Regions from separate parts of the Homo sapiens genome. Here region 1 is linked to region 2. Evidence: chromatin loops called from intact Hi-C (ENCODE). Cell type or tissue: Caco-2. All regions are shown on one strand. Each heading gives the region's core, and the rest is flanking DNA. Links, peaks and the distances in the headings are about the cores only. Region 1 overlaps MIR4432HG (MIR4432 host gene). Region 2 has its middle 300 kb from the start of MIR4432.

Evidence for each region. Peaks named below come from ENCODE experiments on the same cell type or tissue, not always from the same donor. Only the 100,000 strongest peaks of a DNase experiment are listed, where the experiment ranks them.
Region 1: it touches region 2 in a loop (3-fold over the local background); 1 of 110 quality-filtered maps calls a loop at or near these places.

What each region holds. Positions count from the first base shown.
Region 1 is chr2:60,364,032-60,366,842 of GRCh38, forward strand. The region is part of intron 1 of MIR4432HG (MIR4432 host gene); the gene reads right to left. Among named protein-coding and RNA genes, the nearest start is that of MIR4432, 22 kb to the right of the region's middle. In Caco-2, for the core only: no CTCF peak of the experiment used is centred there; DNase peaks (open chromatin) are centred at 1,660 and 2,355.
Region 2 is chr2:60,090,853-60,093,663 of GRCh38, forward strand. No RefSeq gene overlaps it. Among named protein-coding and RNA genes, the nearest start is that of MIR4432, 300 kb to the right of the region's middle. In Caco-2, for the core only: no CTCF peak of the experiment used is centred there; a DNase peak (open chromatin) is centred at 1,189.

The DNA of each region.
Region 1 (2,811 bases), core at 98-2,597, 270 kb after region 2:
TTCCTTAATCTTGATGTTACTTTAAAGCCATCATAAATCATGCAACCTGCCAATCTTGTTGTGTTTTATAAACTGTGGGAGCAGTAGAGCATTTCTGGCCCAACGATCTCCTAGTAACAAATGCCAGTTCTAATGCCACTGCATTTTCTCAATACCACTTGACCTCTTAAACAAGGCCCTACAAATATATTAACTGTCATATTCTCAATTTCTTTTTTTACAATGGGAAGTGATATTCTCTTATGACTAGCCTGATGGAGCCAAAGGCAGCTTCTTTCTGGACATTGAAAAAATACCCAATTGTGGTACGTAGGCCTTTCCTGCCTGATAGCTACCACCCCTAACACTCCTGAGTTATCTCTTCCCTATAAACCCCTAGGGTCACACCCCACAGGCTCTCCAGGTTCCTGCTGAATCCCAGCCTGCCCATGCTCCTTGATGGCATCCAAATCAGTGCCAAAACCAAGCCCTGAAGGGGGACACTCTGCATGGCCTTCAGGATCAATGGAAAAGGCAGAACCCAGGCGAGCCGAGGGCCTGGCTTGCCTTCAGGAAATTCCGGGCCGTCTGCAGCAGCTGTGCTTCGAGTAGTACAACAAATTCACTTACTGAATGACAACAGCTTTATTGGCAAGCCAATTCAATTAAAGCCCCTGCATCCAACAAAGTCTCCGGCAGCCCTCTCTGCATAAAGAACATGGAATCGTGCCTACATTTCCCTGAGTGCCCTCAGCCCTAGCTGTCCCTCTACATGAGAGGGAGAGGGATGAATGAATTAGACACGGATGATGGTAATTAATGGCTGGCTGTCAGAGAGTCATTTTGGAGGCTCAGCCGTTGAAGGCTCCATATTAAAGGCCGGATCCCAGCACAAACTGACCAGGACAGGCTAGAACTCCCTCTCTAAATGGTAGGAGTGACGTGGGCACCTGGGGCAAGAAGGGAGGGGGAAGCAGGAGATGGCGAAGGAGGTTTAGAGGGGAAGTAGAGAAGCAAAACAACAGGCTGCTTGCGTTGATCAATGCTTTTTACACTATTGATATATAAATAATATGTTCATTTTTCGTTTTTACAAAATATGTCCTTTAGGCTACCATTACGGCAAACTGACTTCAGAGTTCTGACATGAGCTTATTAGGGGGCGGAAAGGGAGGGCTGCCTGTAGAACTAGAAACAAAACACATTTTCTCATAAAATATACATAGCAGATCATTTTCGCCTTCAGTAACAAAGATAAAATCAGGGAGTTTTTTGATCCCTGGCACAGTCTCGCCAGCCATTCTTTTGGTACTTGGAGAGGCCTTAAGGAAGAGGGGATGGAGGATGGATGGAGAGGGATGGAGGAGGGGCACCAAAGGGAAGGACATGGATAACAAGTGGGCTCCAGCTGGCTCATTTCCATGAAGGTGGGCAGCCCTCACTCTGCCTGCCGCCAGTGCCACCAACAGAGCCAAGTGCAGGTTAACTACCTAGCGGGAGATAACTTGGGTATATTGTGGTTTAATTATTCCTGATAGTAACAGGTTACCATATGCACCATTTGGAGCATAAACATAGGCCACATCCTAAGGGCCAACCTGATCCTTCTCCAACAATTCAAGTCGGGTGAAAAGCTAGGCTCCCGGCTCGTTCTATTTGTGCAAGTCCTAGTCTTAGAGGCCACAGGGCCTGAGCTTCCACCCATGAAATGTGGGGAATTCTGTGACTATACTAGAATGAACTTCTTATCTCACTCCCATAGAGGACAAATTCCAGAAATTCCATTCAGAAAATCTGCCTCTCTGCTCATGGCGATCCTCCAGAATGTTTGCCTAGAATCGAACTTCAGAATTAACAATTCAGAGCAAATGCCAACTCCACCAGGAAGCTTTCCCAGATTCTCTCAATAGGAATAAATTACTTCCCTGTTACATTCCTACAGAACCCTGCATGTGCCTGTATCGTGGTCTTTAATTCATTTCTTTTACACCATAGTCTCCTCATGTGCCTTCCCTAATAGATAAGAGGCTTCCTGGAGCCGGGGTGTGGGCTTTCTATAGAGCTAGTGCTCAATAAATCTAAGCAGAATTGAACTGAATGGCCCTTAGGAAATGGAAATAATTTGGCAATGCCTTAGTCTTGGAAAGTTGTATAGGGCCTTATTATGACCCTGCAGCCATCAAGATTTCACTGCCGCTTTCTTCATTGCAGCCACCAAATTAGTTGCCCACTTTAATTAGAACAGAGGCCAGATGTCTGGCCAGCCCTACTAGAACCGGAAGAGCTAGCAAGCTGGTGGAGTTTCCCAGCTGGGGGCCCAAGTGGCTGGCTTCATGTGGTTGGGTCACCTTCCCTTGCATACTTCCTTCCCTCTTGACTCCTTTCTCCCCCACCCCCATCCTGAGGACAGCTGTCCCTTTTATCACCAAAGCCCTTTCCTGACAACACATCTGTCCAGCACAATGTTTCACACTGTCCCATGATTCGGCTACCCAAGGCATTTGCATCTTTGATCACTGCAAGGGCATGAAACACTTGTGTCCATAAAGAGCCAGCAGAGACAGGGTATCCCCTTTCTGAAGCCTACCATCCACTAAGTAATGAAATCTAATATTTAAAGGGCATGACACCCGTTTATACTAGATTTCATTAATCAATGTTTCATGGAAGGGATAAATCCTTTATGCATGCCTTTTTCCTGATTTTTCCCCCATTTAAAAAATGCAGTGCTGATTTTTCTTCCCTGCTATTAGCTCACATAGACCCACTACTGTGCACCCTTGTTCCCAGCCTCCCAAAACTCACCCTTTCACATTCACTCTGAGGTCATGA
Region 2 (2,811 bases), core at 77-2,576:
AATGATTTGCCTTAATTCTGGAGGGGAAAATACTTTTTAAAACTCAGAAAGCTAATGCGCTTGGCCATAGGTCAGGCTTCAGGAATTGTGTAAAATTATTCAAATACTCCCTGATGTTTTTCATCCACAAGACAATAGAGACTGTTCATTAAATGTGGTAGGGGGAGAGTCTGTCAGCTGAACACTTCTGCCATCTTGATGTATCCCAGATCCAAAATAAAATGAGAATCTGTTTTTCTATCTCCAACAGAGGAGAGGTGGTCAGATCTCTAGTATCCCCAGAACGGGAACTAGAATTCACATTTGACAAGACTAAATTCCCATGACAGGAGCCAGTTTCTGTGCAATCGGGAGTTCATCTGTCATTCTTCCTCTGCCCTTCCTCATTGTAACCTGTGATCAAGAAAGTGTAGAAGGAAATAACTACCCAAATGAAACAATATCTCACAAACCATAGGAGCTAGACTCCAAACCAAAGTCCTCCAGTGGATCATTATCATTTTAGCAGGATAGTTTGTTTCCTCCAAGAAAGAAATGAATGGGCAAAACTCCAGATTGGAAAGTCATGAGTCACTCATCCTCTATTTCCACCTGCCCCTTCCCCTTGCAGAGGAGTCTCAGAAGTTTATCACTCAGCCCGAGTCAGAGCAGTCCATCTGTCTGCTTGGTCAATCCAGGAACAGTTAACCTCGATGATTATTTTCCACTCAGTAGTAAAACCTTTCCCTTCACACAGCTTGAGAGTTCTGACTCTTCACTTTCACTCACTCTGCCAGCCATTTAAGCCAGAAACTCCAGGCAGGCTGAGTGGAAGACATCATTTGTAAACTCTGCTTGCCAAGGCAGGAGGTCTAGGGGGCTCTCCGAACCACTGCAATAGAGCCTTTTAACACGGAACAGTGCAAATTGTCCACCAGGGATGACTTGAAATATATCTTCAATGCACAGTGCCTGGTGCCTCCAACCTGGCTCCAGCTGAGTTTCTACCACTTACGAAGGACTCTTACAAAACAGCCCTATGGATCCTCTCTGGCTGTAGTAAAAGAGGCAGCTTCAAATAAATTAGGGAAAATTCAAGATGGGAGACAAAAGAATGGGAATGTTCTTGTAAAAATTTGAGTCACTTGTCCCTGAACAAGATACTGTTATCTTGCTAAATACACGCACACACACACACACATACACACACACACAGAGGCAGCTACTGAAAGCAAATCCACTTGTTAATGTTCAACTCTCCTATCTGGCTACGGAATAGGCTAGCAATAAAGGGCAGTTAGATCAGTTCTTTTAGGCGCACACACCACTGATAAATCAGAAACAATAAAGCTGGAGACAGGCTTGCTGGGCCCCAGCTGGTATTGCTTATATCTGTCCTAAGCAATCAGGAATCATGGAGAAACTTCTTTTTGGAACGCCTAACCGCAAGACTTCACAGTGACCGCCTCAATCCCACATGCCCATGTGCTGAAGGGGGTTCTGGGGAGTGAATACCTTTATTCTTTCTGACAAGATCAATCAGTCTCTCTGGAATCTCCCCATGGCCCACTTCTCACTGGCCAGCTCCCTTCCTCTATCCCACCCCCACATCTAAGAAAAAAACATTAAAACAATGAGGCATTGCCTTTTTCCTTTTCTTTTGCCAGAGGCTAGCCAAACTCTGCTACACTCTGACGCAAAGCACACCTTAAGGAGTCATCTCCAAGAGGGTAAAGGGAGGCATTGTACCCTAAAATCCAGAGAAGTCAAAATCGCACACAGCACACCCGAGTCCTCACACAATAGAGTCTGTACTTCCACCAGGCCAATTAACTGGATTTCTACCTGAAATCTCTCCCACATCAAACTAAAAATCCTGGCAAGGTACAGGGGTTCAGTGACACAAGCTCATTTTCCCACTGCAGGCCCAAAAAGCATGGTGGTTCTCTGGCCAGAAACAAGCCCTCCCTCCCACAGCATCATTTCTCTCACACCTGTTCACACACAGAAACATGGGCCCAGCCTGTCCCAGGCTAGAAGCACACTCTGGGCACATCCCAGCCTTTGCAAATAGACTGGCTTCCTCTCCATCCTCTCATTGTGGGGGCCACAAATAGAATCTCATTTTCATTAATTACTGCAGCCTCTACCTATTGTCAGTCATCAGAACCTGCCATATGGTTACCATCAGGTGCGCTCAAGTTCCTATCATGTGGCATTCCCGGATGCCCTAAATAGATATTGCAGAATCTGCTTGTGTTTTTACAGGGCCATTTATATTTCAAAGGAGCTCATTCTGCTTCAAGAGGTTGCTAAAGGGGGCCTTTCTGTTCAGCACTGCACTCTATTGAAAACCCCATGCTTCCTATTGAACATTGCATCCCTTCTCTCAAACACCACTGCCATAATGGGGAGCATCCTGTAGACTATTGCCTTTGAGAAAGACAGTCTAGGGGTTTTTTTTTTCTATCATTTTAGGCAGGGGAAGCATGGGAGAGGATGCCAGGAGGATTGGTGAAAGGGTATATCAACTCTCAGTCAAAACTAGATTCATGAAGAACAAGAATAACTCAGGAGAGCCTCAAAGAAATCACGTCCATAAACTATGTCATGTCTTACATAACTATGAAGAAATCCCTTTAAATATTTTTATATCTGCCACTGACCAAAATACAAATCCCTCCCATCTTTGTGCTTTTGGGAATACTGTAAGAAGAAGGACACCTCATGAGAAACCTCCAAGCCATATAATATGCTTATAGAACAACCCAGTCCATCCTGCTCTCCATGATTTCATCAGCTGTCTAGACCTTGAGTGTGTCCGTTCATTTT